Linked DNA regions of Homo sapiens: region 2 is linked to region 1. Evidence: chromatin loops called from intact Hi-C (ENCODE). Cell type or tissue: ascending aorta. All regions are shown on one strand.

What was found. A loop is a pair of places that touch in the nucleus more often than their neighbours do. Peaks named below come from ENCODE experiments on the same cell type or tissue, not always from the same donor. Only the 100,000 strongest peaks of a DNase experiment are listed, where the experiment ranks them.
Region 2: a loop joins it to region 1, with 2.3 times the contacts of the local background. A loop is called at or near these places in 4 of 110 quality-filtered maps.

Annotation. Positions count from the first base shown.
Region 1 is chr3:99,963,181-99,971,180 of GRCh38, reverse strand. The region is part of intron 1 of CMSS1 (cms1 ribosomal small subunit homolog); the gene reads right to left. The region is part of intron 1 of FILIP1L (filamin A interacting protein 1 like); the gene reads left to right. MIR3921 (microRNA 3921) reads left to right here and starts at 6,783; the gene lies at 6,783-6,867. The region is part of intron 1 of LOC105374010 (a long non-coding RNA gene); the gene reads right to left. In ascending aorta, no CTCF peak of the experiment used is centred here; DNase peaks (open chromatin) are centred at 3,992, 4,290, 5,249, 5,803 and 1 weaker place; H3K4me3 peaks cover 678 bases; H3K27ac peaks cover 6,922 bases.
Region 2 is chr3:99,858,152-99,866,151 of GRCh38, reverse strand. The region is part of intron 1 of CMSS1 (cms1 ribosomal small subunit homolog); the gene reads right to left. All of the region lies in intron 4 of FILIP1L (filamin A interacting protein 1 like), which reads left to right. The region is part of intron 1 of LOC105374010 (a long non-coding RNA gene); the gene reads right to left. Among named protein-coding and RNA genes, the nearest start is that of HP09053, 38 kb to the right of the region's middle. In ascending aorta, no CTCF peak of the experiment used is centred here; no DNase peak of the experiment used is centred here; H3K4me3 peaks cover 6,898 bases; H3K27ac peaks cover 8,000 bases.

The DNA of each region.
Region 1 (8,000 bases):
TATTTTTAGTAGAGACGGGGTTTCACCATGTTAGCCAGGATGGTCTCGATCTCCTGACCTAGTGATCCGCCCGCCTTGGCCTCCCAAAGTGCTGGGATTACAGGCGTGAGCCACCACGCCCAGCCCCCATATTCTCTTAAGAGACACCAAAACCTGCCAATCCTTGCTGTTAAATATCTTGTGAATACAGCCCCTCCTCTTCAATCACACAGGTAGGAGCACTGCCAAGCCCTATTCCTTCACATGAATGACTGCAACAGCTTCCTAACCCATCTTCCCACCTCTAGTCTTTTTCCCTTTAATTGCATCCACACCAACATTTATCTATAATATCCTCACAACATTTTGCTTCTTAAAATCTTTCTGTGGCTGGCTGTAGCAGATAGTATAATGTTTAAGGTCTTTAGAATGGTAAAAAGTCCTTTGAGGTCTATCGTAGCACGCTCTCTTAAGTACTCTACCTCTCTCCCAGCCCAGTTCATATCCCATATACAGAATGTCTTGTCATTTACTGAATGGTTTTCCTTGCTCTTTTTAAACTCTTGTGACCCTGTACATGCAAGGTCTAGAACTATTTTCCTACTTATCTACTAGTAAACTACAAGGAAAGCAGGGATATGCTAGGTTTCAGTTAGGCAAAATGTAGAGAAAGTGTTCTGCAATTAGGTAGAAGTAGTTTGGGAGTGAAAGCGAACACAAATAGGGTGGGGAAGCACAGAGTATGTGAGAATGAGACTTCAAAACTGACTAGTGAACCACATTCATTTCCTTTACAGCATTTATCTCAGTTATTACATGCTTAAGAGGAGTTTGGTCTCATCCACCTCACACACCAGAAGGCCTGAAGGGCAGTGAGGGTAAGGTGGGCATTCCCTATTCAGAGTGATTGCAGCCTCTAAAGCCAGACTGCCTGGGTCTGAAACTGAGCTCCAAAACTTATCAGATGACTTTGGGCAAATTACTTATTATTTCTATGCCTTCACTTTCTCAGCTGCAAAATGATAACCCATTTCAGAAGGTAGTTGTGAGAATGAATGATTTAATGCACGCAAAGTATGAGGTTGAACCATATGAAATTACTATTTTTATATGTCAAAATACTCAAATATCAACAAGTTTATATGGCTTATCCAAATTTTAAGCCAATGCCTAACTGATTATTCCTTTTTATAATGCTTCTAAACCATTACTCCCTAATGCCTCTGATGTAACAGCCTCATTTGTTGAATTTCATATTATCCAATTATCTTTTCTCATTGATGTCCCCCTGCTAATATCCTGGTCCCTCCATAACACTTATTCATGACTAGGGCACTTGGCAACAATCTTTAACATACCCTTTGTGACAATGAGTGACTTCAGTATCCATCTAGACAAGCCATCCAATAAACTATAAATTCCTCACCTTCTTCATCTCCATGGTCACAGATTTCCAAGGTCAAACCCTGCAACTAATTATCTAGTGGGGCTGCTTCCTATCCATTATGTGAAGATGACCACAATCTCTGATCCTTCCAGGCTCCCCGTGCCTTTGCCCTTACTACCTCTGCTCTCCAATCTCTGGAAAACCATAGTTCCTTGACCTCTTTCCTGGCCTCACTGCTTTACCCAGTTGGGATAGCACGGCTCATTACTTCAACCATTCTTTCACTAATATCTTTAGAATCAATTCAAACGTAGACTTCTGTATTTCTGTGACCAATCTGTTGAGCTCAGCTGGAAAAAAAAGTCAGCTTTCAGATTGACGCAACTATATAAATCTGCAGTCCTCAATCTCAAATAGGCCATCAACGTGGCTCAACCTCCTACTCATTCTTGCTTAGCTTGCTCTTATTTTACTAAGCAATGTTACCAAACTGTCATATTGCTCAAGAGCCCAAACAAGGCTACATCCTTCTCTGCAGATGACATCATTTTCTACTTCAATAAGAGAATTATACATACATTATCCCAATATTGTTCCCCTCCCCTTCTTAGATATGCCTGGACCTGTCCTTGTGCACTTTCTTTCAATGACAGGATGAGGTATTCTTACTCCAGGTCAAGATCCTGCCCTGCCCTCCACACATGGCCCCCCTTTTCAGCACTCCCAGGACCGAGCTCCATTAATTATCCCCTTTACTTCCTAAATCTTTAAATTCTCAGTGCCTATTTACTCTTTCCTCTAAGCCCAGAAACCCATTTAAATCTTTTATCAAATGAATTTTTTTTTCTTTTTGCTTCTTGAACCTGGGTTGCACCCCAGAAACCATACCCTTCCTTCTCTTCTAAGGCAAGTGACTTGAAAGAGAGGTTTGTGCTAACCCTTCTCAACTTTCTTACCCTACCCATTTACTTTAAAACAAGACACAATGTCATTCTGCCCTGGCCACTGGACTGAAACTTCTCTGATGAGACACCAGTGAACTCCATAATGCCACACCTGAGGAAAATGTATCAATTCTCTCCTCTCATTTTTTCTTATTTCTCTGTTTTTTCCTTTCCAGTCTCCCTCATGGGTTCCTTGTCTTTTGTTTGCTTCTTAAATGTCTGTATTACTCAAGGCTTCACCCATGGTAATTTGTTCATTCTATATATTCTCCTTGTGCAATTTCATTTGCTCTTGATTTTAAACACCACTGATATGGGGTGACTTCCAAATCTGTATTTCCAGCCCAGATTACCTCCCATCACCTTCCATGTTTATTTACCTGGATAGCCTGCCTGCAAGGACTTAAACCCAACATATCATTCAGTCTTTTTTTTTTTTTTCCCCCAAAAACATAGTTTTTCAGGACCTACTTCATACTACTATTCAACAGTAAACAAGACAGCAAAACAGGTCCTTTATCTTAATCCCTGTTTCTCACTCGTACCCCTAAGTACAATTTAGGCTACAATAAGACCAAACTTTCTGTAGTTTGCCATTTTTTTGTTCAAAGAAGGTTAAACACTGAGGGCGTATGAACATACTACTCTCCCAGCCTGGAATTCCCTTCCCATGTTCTTTTCAATTCTTAAGACTTTAGGAGAAGTCTCATCCTCCAAGGTACCTTCCCTAAATTGCCACGTAAGGCTAGGTGCCCTTGATCACTGCCTTTACTAGAATGTGCTAAAACTATCTCTTTGTACATGTTTTCCCCAAGGATCCCTAAGGCAGAGATTGTATCTCTCTGTGAACAGCATACTGCTTGGTACATGAGTAATACATGTTTGAGATTGCCCAAGTAGATGTGCTGAAGTACTGTGATGCTTTTCTGACACTCCCACATACCGTTGCACTTATCTATTTGTAAATCCTACTCCTTCTCCTTGCTAATACCAGGTTAACTTTCCTGAGCATGTTGTGTCTCTTTCATTCTCCACATCACTCAAAATCATGTATATAAAAGGCACTCAAGGAGTATTGGTTGAATTGAGGTGAAATAAACAGATAAAACACTCCACATCTACATTTCTATTTCTGGGATCCATTAGTGTCATTCTGTAGCTCTGAGCTAAGATTTCTCAGGTGTCTTTCAGCTACTACCAAGGCCCAAAGAACGTTATCAAAAAATGTCCAGACTGTTCTTCAATCTCTGCATGTGTCGTGAGAGACCATTCCAATTGCATATGTGGGATTTCCCATCCAGGTGTAGGGACTCACCATATTCCTCAATTCACAAAACAAGGAGCCAGGAGGGGACTCTTAGTGGAACAAAAAATTCAGTTGACCCACTGGATCACTATGTACCATATTTCTTCCTGCAATGCATTAAATTCAGGCTCTTATGGCCTAAGTTCATTTCCAAAAAGTGAACACTTCTATTTACTCTTCACGAGAAGCTTCTCTCTCAATGCATGTAAAGTGCTTTGAGCTCTCTGTGAAAGGAATGATGTAAACACAAGGCATTATTACCAACACTATCCTCTAAATAACCTCATGAGGTAAGTATTAATATCAGAGGGACTATTATTTTACAGGCAGAGAAATCAGCTGATTTGCTCAAAGTCAGAGGTGGGGCTAAGAGCCAAGAACACATTCCAAGAGTCCTTTGCTTATTATATCCATTGCCAGACCTAATCCAAGCTTTTCAGAAAGTTCTTCTTAGAGTGTGAAGAGAGTCTGAGAACTTTATCCTTTCTTTTTCAGACTGTTCTTGCCCCATATCCTTTCCCTCTCTTATCATTTCTTCTCAATAGGGATCCAAAAGAGAATGCAATGATCACCTAACAGCCATCCAATCCCCCACCTGTATAGCATGTGGGGCAGTACAGAGGTTCAGTCAGGCATACTCCATCTATTTTCACCCAGACTTTACAATCCAGGCTGCTCGGAGTTCTGCCAGCTTGAGTTAGTTCAGTTCGAGTAAATCTCTAAGTCGTTCAAGTACGGCATGCTCTGTTGAATTAATTTTCTTCAGTTACGTCTTGTATACGTGGCCCATATAACTTTACAGAGATCCTGCTCACCAAATGATTTTTCAAATCTGACACACTACATTTATTAGAATGATTCTATTTTCATCCACCTAGTTTTAAAATCTGCTAGAGTTTGAAGGTTGAAAATGCCATGTAAATGTGGCATCTTAAATCAAACTGTATATACAGAGCGAAGGGTTCTGAGTAACAGTAATAATAGTTGTCCTACTTGTTGAATGTTTATAAAGTTAATTGTTAGTGATGAGTGAACTCAGTCTAAGTCTCCGTACTATTTTGACGGGGCTCTGCACAAAAACAATCATTTCTGGGGAAGGAGAAATCTTCTAGACTGAATTATATCTAGTTCTAACCTCTAAAACTATATATAGCCGAAAAAAAAAATCTATCCATCAATTTTCTGGAAGGGTTCAGGCTTCAGATGGAGCAGTGGGGCTATGAAAGAAACAGAAAGGAAGGGCTACTGGTGGTGGAGGCTGCTTTGCCCCAGGAGATCTGCCTGGAGTTGACCATTTCAACTTCCAGCCATGACAAGCTCCCATGCCCAGCCTCTGCAGCCTGCTTAGGTTCCTTCCCAAACTCCTCCCAAGTTAAGAAACAACTTATCTAAGGAATTACTCACCTACAAGTTGTGAACATTTTATTTACCTTTCCTAAGAGATATTGTGAGAGAGATATCCCTGTAAATATCACTTTCTGTGTTACAACACTGTTGTGCTGTACCCCTATTAACCTCAGCAGGGAAGGCACTAGGTTCAAGAGGCTGAAGAAAAGACCCAGAGGCAGCAAATGAGACATGGGGTTTACTAGGGGCTTACATATGGGGAGAGAGTGGAGAACTGGTGGCAGGCGGGACAGGAGAACTGCCTTATGTACAGAAATGGTCCAGTGGCGGCAGGCTGGACAACATGACTGCATGGCCAGTGGCTGCGGGCTGGGCAGGAAAACTGCAACTGCTTGCAAACAGCATGCAGTTTATAAAGCATTTTCATTTAACACCCTCCCCCTAATGACCTCCATCTGGTAACCTTCATTTAACCTAAAACTCAGGGCCTTAATCCCCAATAAGCCCATGTTCCACAGGATGAGCAGGGGGCTCAGATATTTATCATAGTAAGGAATGAATCTCCGAGTTGGCCATTCCTGGATTCCCTACCTTGGAACACACATTCAGGTGCACTGGCCATACATGGTCATTCTAAGGGTATGCTTAAATTGCTGCTATCAGGTATGTTTACCCTACAAACAAACAAATGAAGAAAAGTATCTGGAAGAAATTCAGAGATAGCTACAAATTTAACATTTATCTCAATTCCAAAGGTCTGGAAAATCAGTCATGACCTTGAAGAACATGCTGGTACATCCACAGAGTACACTACGCCAGAAGCAGCACATGCCATAGCACCTGACTGGGCAACAGAGAGAAATGTGACAGCCTGCACCAGTAAGAACACAGGCCAACCTTTCATTCTTGATAAAAAATTATAAAACTCCCACATATACAAAGAACACAGGAAAGAAAGTCATAAACCACTTGGACTCAAAGGAAAAATACCTGACTCATATATTTGTTTCACAATTTAAGCACATATCCCTCATCTCACAGTGGGGACTAAGTGATATGCTTGGCTAGTAGGATTAACATTGCTTCAGAAAACATTTTCCTGGACCAATGTAATCTTTCAAGGTAATTACTAGAAAATAACACTTGTAAATTTCCTTTAAAACTTTATAAGGTATCATAATTTATTTACAGATACAGCAGTATCTAAGTATATCAGGTACTTCAAGAAATACAATGAAAAGGATCATGTTTCTTTTTGGTTTGAAGAACAATTTTTATACAGAGTCTTAAAGCCTGGGAAACTATTGTATCTGTGCACTATGGGACTGATGTTCAAGTGATCTAATATTAACTTAGGAAAGAGTTTTTCCACAGTTACAGGGAGCATAGTAGATGAGAGGTGTGTGAAGGTATGATCCCCCTTGGGTAGCCTGGAGGTTTCTGGGCATTAGTCTCCTAGGGGACCTCTTTCTTCGGCTGCCCTCCAAAGCCTCCTTTGTTTACCATACTGTTCTAGACAAATATTCCCAGCTTCTCTGTGAGCCATATTGAGAAACAGGTTGGGAAGCTCTAGCTTAGGAAACACATTTCCTTTTGGCCCTAGACACACAGAGAAGATCACTACAAGAACCTGATTCAATGTCAGAGTGATATGGTGCAAAGAACAGAGTGAGGAATGAGATTTGGGTTTTGGCACAGGCTTTCTCACTACCTAGCTCTGAGCCCTGAGCAGATCACTTACCTGTCAGGACCTTGACTGCCTCACTATAATGTAAGTGGTTTGGCCTTGATCCTGTTTAAGGACCCATCCTAAACATCACCTAGCCCAGTACAAGGCATATGGTACTCAAGAGACTTAGAAATCCCTAAGTCTCTGAGTACCATATGCCTTGTACTGGGCTAGGGAGAAACTAGACACAGACACTGTCCCTATTCTCATGGAACCTGTAACCTAGCTAGAGGTAAGATCATTAATCAAGATAAATATTGATAAATAAAAATTAAATCTAACTGAAGCGTAATGGATTTGGAAGATAGAATTATCACTGCTTATAAAAACTCAATGTACTTCCTACTGAGCATATAAGTCTATAGGGTAAATCTGCACCACAGAACGAGTCTATGCCCTCTGTTTTTATTTAATCACATAACAATTATTATGTTCAAATATTCAAACATGGGCTTGAAGATTATAAAGTCATGTGAAATCAGCTTCACCTTGGTTGTACCTGGGAGCTCCTGCCTGGCCTACTGATCATTTTCGTTATGACACATTTTAATTAAGTCATTAACAAATGGATGTGGCTGGGCGCGGTGGCTCACACCTGTAATCCCAGGACTTTGGGAGGCTGAGGCAGGCAGATCACAAGATGAGGAGTTCAAGACCAGCTTGGCCAACATGGTGAAACCCTGTCTCTGCTAAAAATACAAAAATTAGCTGAGCATGGTGGCGTGTGCCTGTAATCCCCAGCTACTCAGGAAGCTGAGACAGGAGAATTGCTCGAACCAGGACCCTGGAGGCGAGGCTGCAGTGAACCGAGATCACGCCACTGCACTCCAGCCTGGGCTACAGAGCGACACTCCGTCTAAAAAAAAAGAAAAAAAAAATGGATGCATATTCAGGTAACACCATCAAGGCAAAGAGGAGTGCTAAAAGTCTTCTCTGACACAAAATGTAAATATCCCGCTCAATCAACATTCTTTCTTATCCTTCTAATACTTTCAAGCAGTTGCTCCCACTTCACTTCTTTTTGGACCCACAGAGACCGTCAGCCCCTTACTTCTGTGCTATATCCTTATATAACAGCCCACTCTTATTTTTACTTCTTTTCCTATATAGCACAGGCTCCACGGATCATGACTTCAAACTTTCTCTTATTTATCTTCATCCCTTCTGTTCCCAAGAAGCACTTACCTGCATATATCCACCACATGGGATCAGTCAACACTAGGGTAAAATCACTGCTAGTGGAAAACCACACACTATTCTGGGGCAACTATACCTTCATGGTTGCTAGCATTAAGTGGCTTGATTTGG
Region 2 (8,000 bases), 110 kb after region 1:
TAACTTTTTGCTCAGAATAAGTTCTGGAAAAGGATACATGCTTTCTACAAAGGAGAGAATAAAGGAGAGAATAAAGGAAAGAAAAGCAGCCCAACGAAGAGTAGAGGTTAAGAGAAGGAATCATATTAAATCCTCCAAAATGCCCACGTGCAATATCTAAGTGAAAATAACCTGTGACCTGGGAAGAGAAAAAAGGGACTAATGGAGGTTAAAAACAAAATTTAACAGCTACATTGGAATGATTTTCTAAAGAACCATTCCTGGATTCTTTAATCTGCTAAAATACAAAAGGATCATTGAAATATAAATGGATTGTGAGCAATAAAAAAACATATAAATATTCTTAATAAGATAAAATACATACACACATATTTCTAAGGATATATATATATATATTTATTATTATGCCCTTGAAGTCTGTCAGAGAAATGGCTGCCTGTTAAAAATATTTTCCAAGAACTTTAGGTTCCTTGAAATGTTCTATGGAAATGGTATTTATGACAAACCCACCACCTCTGGGGAACATGAGATGTTATTACTGGCAAAGTCACAATTTTTTAAACCATCCAAAAATAATTATGAATTTATGCCAAATGACGAAACTTGCTATATTATTATAATGACTAAGAGAATATTTGCTAATGTCTCAAGATCAAGGCTCAAAGTAGCCATGAACCTATAGGAAATACTGTGACACAACACTGAATTGCTAGTGGTGGTGATTTGGGATCTTTGACAGGCAGAATATTACAGCACACAAATTCACTGGAGAGGATGGCTCATGAGATATAATATATGAGATAGGAAGTGTGGATGTATGTAATGGGGTGAGAAACAGGATTTGGAGTAAAAACTACACTGGCATTCTGGCTCTGCCAATTACTCACCAGGACCTGTGGCAAATTAACTTTTTTGAGCCTCAGTTCTTATTTGTAAAATAAGAAGACGGTAATACCTGCCTCCTATGACTGTTTGCAGGACTAACACGGTACATGGCATATAAAAATTGTTCAACTAGCTGTTATTCCTAGACTATAGAGAGGAGGGCCTACTATATGTCTATTGCTTAGTTATACCCATGCTTTCAAATATGGTACCTATTTCAAAAATAGAAGAGGTATTTGTTCAAATATTTATTGAATACCAATTAAGTACCAGGTACTGTTCCCTACCAGAAATATAGTATTAAACAAAATAGACCAATGATTGACTAATCATTGAATGAGATGCGTGTGTGCGCACATACACACACACCATTACCTGCATGTAGTTTACATTCTAGTAGGAGAGACAGTAATCAATAAATACATAAAATATAGTATGCCAGATGGTACTAATGAGGTGAGGGGGAATCCAGTGGTTCCTGGGGAGACAGCGAGCACAAAAGCACACCATGCCGTGTTCTGTTTGAGGAATAGCAAAGAAGCTGGTGAGTGGGCAGAGGAGCAGAGTGAGCAAAGAGGAGAACAGTAGAAGGGGTCAGGGAGCCAAGTGGGTGGAGCAGAAAGCATGGGAATGAACAAATGAACACCAAAAACATGGTATGGGATAAGAGGAAACTCTTCTGAGGTCAACATTTTTTGTCTGGGGTTTCCGGCATGTAGCCTGGTTGTTAGGTAGAAAGAACACAGACTTCGCAGCCAGTGAATTTTTATTCTGGTCTGTTACCTGTACTGTTTGGAAAATTATTTAACCTCTGTAAATTTTAGTTTTTTGGTTTCTCCTCCATCTGCAAAATGAGAATAATAATACTTAGCTCATACAGTTGCTATAAGTATTAAGTGAGATCTAGTGGCACAGAGTAGACCTTCAATATGCTTGTTTCCTTCTCTTTATAAGCCAAGTCTCACACTCTAGTACCAGTTCCAGGGCCACCATAATGATGGCCTTGCATAGTATTAATCTGCCTGGGCCTCAGTTTTTCAACTAAGAAAATAAATGCATGTGCTCTACACAGACATTATAAAGATAGATATACAACACTCAAGCTGTTGTTATAAGTCAAATAATCTTACTGTTACAATCTATCTTAATAATTTCAAAACAGCAAAAGTATATGTCTTCCATACCTCCTACATATTAATTCCATTAAAAATAGATCCTACAAAGTTTAATTTCTTTAGCATGAAGTTGTAAAGATGTATTTAGCAACCATGTTTATTTTTATTCCCTTTTCCTGCTCCTGCTTAAGAACACTGATCCAATGGAAAGATCTCCAAGAAATGTTTGGCTGCAAAAAACAAGATGCTGAGGAACAGTGTTTGTAAGCTACTTTTGTGTAAAAAGGGGAGAGCATAAGAATCTTTATTTATGTTTGCTTATGTACTCATAAAGAAACTCTACAAGTACATAAGAGAAACTAGTATCAGTGGTTACAGTTGGGGAGATGAACGATGTGGTAAGAGGAAGACTGTTCCTAGTATACGTTTTAATACACACATTTTGAAATATGTGTCAAATATTTAGGAATACTAATTTAATCTAAAAATCCATAATTGAAATTTAAAGAGTTAAAAGTACACAAAATAGACTGAAAAATTAATTATCCAACAATATGAAAACCCCAAATGACCTATTTCTCAGACAACTAGGGTATCTTTCAATCTGCTGCTTTGTATTTTCTTCTGAAGAGTCAAAAAAATTATAAAATATCCTTAATAGTCTACTTGACATTTTTGACTATGGAAACCAAGCCCAGGAATAGTATATACAGTGTACTAACCCAGTCAACCCACCCAGACTTTGAGTCCCCACGTACAGGAGTCCCCAACCCCAGGGCCGAAGACCAGTACCAGTTTGAGGCCTATTACCGGGTCACATAGCAGGAGGTGAGCAGCGGGATGAGGCAGCATTACTGCCTGAACTCTGCCTCCTGTTAGATCAGCAGCAGCATTAGGTTCTCATAGGAGTGTGAACCCTATTGTGAACTGTGCAGGTGAGGGATCTAGGTTGCATGCTCCTTATGAGAATCTAATGCCTGATGATCCGAGTGGGACAGTTTCATCCCAAAACCATCCACCACCACCACCCTCTCCCATGTCCATGGAAAAACTGTCTTTGACAAAACTGGTCCCTGGTGCCAAAAAGGTTGGGGACCGCTGCCTAAGTAGACCAAGTCTATGAGTATCTAAACCCAGCAGACAAAGTACACATTCACATCCAAAAAATGAAGAGCAGGAGTAAGATGAGCAGAGCATCAGTGAGGCTTTGGGAAGGTCAACTATTAGCATCCATTTTGATATGCTGGCATTTCATTGGATATTGGACATTCACAGCATCATTCTCTTCCAGGAAGGGAGAAGAGCTGTGGAGTAGATCTGTGAGCAAAAGAGAAATGGAAGACAGTGGCTGATCCCAAATACATTTGAGTAGCAGATAATTAAGAAGAGTTATACAGGCCAGAGACAACGAACACAAAGAATCTAACAGTCTACCCAAAAATTATGCCCTAAAACAGTGACTTCTCAACCAGACTCAATTTCTCTGCAATGTCTGGAGACATTCAGTAGTTGTCTGGAGACATTCAGTAGTTGTCACAACTGAGCTGGAGGTACTGTGTTGCTCCTGGCATTTAGTAGGTAGAGATCAGGGATGCTGCTAAACACCCTACAGTGTACAGGACAGCCCCTACAACAAAGAATTAACCAAAATGTCAACAATGCTAAGGCTGAGAAACTCTGACCTAAAATGACAATCATTATGACTAACCATGTGCATAGCTGAAAAGATCCATGAAAAGCCTTAAAATAGATCGCAATAAACATTATGTAGTCATATCTTTCATTCCAATGTGATTTGTGCTATTCTTCCCCCAGCTGACCCCTACTTTAGGTCAGCTCATTGTGACTGACGTTGTCTCACTGTGTTGTCTCACTGTCCTACTTTTTTTTCCAATATGCCAAGCAAGTAGCACTTATTTTTATTTGATTTGATTTTTTAAATGAAAATTAAAACTATATTTAGGGCCTATAACATGATGTTTTTATATATCTAGATATTGTGGAATGGCTAAATCAAGCTAATTAGCGTATTTGTTACCTTACATACTTATCATTTTTTTGTGGTGAGAACATCTAAAACCTACTCTTTTAGTACTCACCATCCTACTTCTAATGAGAACGGACATGTATTGTGCCAGGCACTATGATAAGGACTTTTTGTATGGATTGTTTTTTATTAATCTTCAGAACAACCCTATTGTGAGGGAGGCTCTAATATTATCCCCATTCTACAGATGAAGAAAATGAGACTTGTAGGGAGGTTAAATTGCTTGCTCAAGTCACACTAGACAGAAGTTGGAAAGCCGGGATTCAGCTGCAAAAACTGAACTCCAGAGTCTGAATTTCTCGCTCTGCACTGCCCTGCCCTGCCTCTCATAGTTTTCCACTGTCTCGTTCCTATTGGTGCTTCGGTACTAGAGAGTGTACATGCTGTCAGTCATTCCACCTGCCCTCTGCCACCTGCACTGTTTACTGCAATCTCTTGCTGGGGGTAATAGGGAACAGGCAGTAGGGAAGACATTATCCCTGTCTTAAAGAAGGCTACCTTGGGCAAACAGACAAGATACAGAAGAACGCAGATCACAGAGAGTACAAAATCAACTGCAGAGAGTGGGAGGAAGGAATGGAGACAATGATAAACAATGAAAGCATTAGGAACCTGAGGACAAGCCCAGGAGGAGCACCATCACAATGCTAGGTGTAAAGGCAGCTCTGTATGCCATGAACTAGGAGGCACTTTCAGGAATACACACACATCTGTGATAATACAAGGCATCACATGCTGAGTGGCTTTTTGGATACTTCTCCCTAGAGGGACAGGGCAGCCAGGGGAAGGCATCATGGCTGTGGAAGGCCCAGGTAGGCTTTGGAGGATTAAGGGGACATCTACCTGAAACTGTTAGTCTGACAAAGACCTAAAGTCTTAATCTGTTGGAAGACAGGTAATTTTTTTTGGGAGGGCGGGGGTGTATTAACAATCAAAATGGAAAGTATGGAAAAGAGGAAACTTTGATTTAAGGGATCTTTTCTAAATAATCAAGAACCCCAATTCAGAGTGGTGGTGGGAGCAGGGGGTGGGGGAGGAAAACAAAAAGAAAAGTGAGAAAAATGAGTAGACTCTCTAGCACAGCAGTGTATTCACAGTAATTAACTTTTTAAAAGCTCCTTCTTGATAGATGTCATCTGAGTAAACGGCATAAAGAAAACTTCATTTGAGTAGGTATTTTTAATAAGAAAAATTAAAAGAGTGATAGGAGAGGCACAATATTCACGGTATTAAATGAACATCCATTGTCCAAAGGTTCTTACTAGAAAGCTCCCTAACAATACAGTACTGCAGAAGTCAAAACACATTATTTAGGCAGTAATTATCCTGGTACAAATTTACATGTGCTGTACTTGTTGTCACTCCCCTGTCAGTTCCAGTTTCTTCTTCCAGGTCTAGCCTGAGCATCTTTTCAAGTCTCCACCTGGCCCTTTCATAGCAGCATGGACAGTGTCTTTTCTAGCCCAGAATCATGGGCACCTCCTTTGTTCTCAAGATGAAAATATTCTCCTTGTAGCTGCCTAACTACCCAAGTTCTGTGCCTGTGGACCCTCAGACTGGCCTTTTACTTGTTCTGGAACCTCACCTTTCAGAGACCCTTTTTCTCAGTTACTTTGCTCCTTTTTCTGCTCTTAAAAGAGTGAGATTTGCCTCAATTCCAGTCCTTGTGCTCAATTTGAGGATTTCAGTACCGCTTTTTAGAATCCTGATTCTCTGCTAAAAGCTACCAAGCTCCTTATAATTAATGGGTCATTTGACTATTTCCATCTTATTTCACTTCTCCTGACCTCTGGGGGGCCTAGTAAGATTAATCGTTCAGGTGATGAAGAGTAATGACTAACAGTATACCATTTTTACCATATATTCCTCTGACACCAAGCTAAAGCCTCCTTCTTAACTTCCTGCCCTAATTCTTATTTCACAATGAAGGAAAATAGTATTAACCCAAATTGCTGGGTCTGGACCCATTTATGGTATCTCTAAAGGATCTCAGTGATGATGACAGGATCTTCAGTAACAAGGACATAAAGCAGACATAGATGTACACTCATATTCAACTAGCAGATGCCAAAAAAAGTGTTACTGTTCTACTGATCTTGCTGACTAAGTCAAATGAATTGTACATTACATTATGGCTATGGTATGCTGTAGCTGTAATTTTTAGAAAACCTTTGACTTGTGAAATACAAGGAAGCAGCATACACAGAATAAAAAAGACGGGTCACAGCTATTTTTATGAGTGCTCTTAAAATTTAGACTAAACAGTGAAAAGTCCCATAGAAAAAGCAGGGAGGAAAGCAAGGAAACATAAATTATAGGCCTGATACCAAAATTTATCTCAAATAAAGAAGCTTTCCAATAAATTCCATGTAATTACTCTGCAAACTGCTAGAAATCCATGGTTATTTAACCATGAACACAGCTACTATCAACGCAACACAGTTAAAATTATGTATTAGACAAGAATTGCTAAAAGATAAAATGGGATATAATCATAATCAGGCTATCAAAGTCTAGCTGTGAGAGCAGATATAAAAATAAATAAAGGAGTGTGATGTATGCAGTTTTCTGCTTAGTAATCAACATATTAAATCAGGAAGAAAAAGTAATGTATTAAACTAGCTCTGGAATAATGAGAACAAATACAGGAATTTAAGCCCATCAAAATGAAGTTACATACTTAGGACTAGGGTGACTGTTACACTGTTTCAAACATCTTAAGACCAAACAAGCTTTGGTATCATCATACTATTTGGTTGTTACTGGGAGAATACTGTAAGTATGATCAGACTGATCTGTGCAAGAATACAGGCAGGTTTTGGGGAAAAAAGAACTGACAAATAGCAAGTACAGTGCCTTGCACATAGTAGCTGTCACTGTATTTGTCTCATCAAGGTCTGAAATGAATTAAATGTCAGCTGAACTGCATAGCACTATGGATGGACCCATTTATAAAAACCAGGCAACTTAGTGGTTTCCATACTCTTATTTCAAATTGGAGTTTCAAACAAAACACAATGTCTTATGAAAACAGTTTTGTCATTTAGGACTTTTCTGTGGACTGGGAGAGAACATTTGAAGGCAGAGAATCTCCCATCTATGTTTGACGGTTAGCAAGTGACTGGCTTTATTAATGATGGAAACATCAAAGCAGTGACTAAGCCAGTGAATTGGGGGACTTCATCAGGATGAAGCAAAAGGCTGACAGAAGAAGCACAAGGTGACAGCCCAAACCAGACGCTTTTCCAGAGAAAGACAAATTTGCCACTGATGTTTCAACTGTCTATCCTCTGGAGTAATGGTTCTTAAAGTGTGGCCCCCTTTGAGAGTGAAGAAGATATCTTCATAATAACACAACCTTTTTCTCTCTCATTCTCTCAGAAGTGTATATGGAGTTTTCCAGAGGCTCCATGACGTGTGATGATTTCTCTGACAGCTAATGGAATGTGTGAAACAGATCTGAGGATACAGCTGTCTTCAATTAAGCCAGACATTAGTTGCAGAAATGTAAAACAATGCAACTCTTCTCACTAAATAATTTTGTAAAAGTATTTTTTCATAAAAATATGTTATTTAGCAGATGATGGATTTATTATTATTTATTATTTTTAACAAATGATTTTTTTTAAATTTTATTTTTGAGACAGAGTCTTGCTGTGTCGCCCAGGCTGGAGTGCAGTGGTGTGATCTCAGCTCATTGCAACCTCTGCCTCACGGGTTCAAGCAATTCTCCTGCCTCAGCCTCCCAAGTAGCTGGGACCACAGGCACGTGCCACCATGCCCAGCTAATTTTTTGTATTTTTAGTGGAGACAGGGTTTCACCATGTTAGCCAGGATGGTCTCGATCTCCTCACCTCATGATCCGCCTGCCTCAGCCTCCCAAAGTGCTGGGATTATAGGTGTGAGCCACTGCATCTGGCACTAATGAGTATTTTTAAAATCTTAGTTTGAAT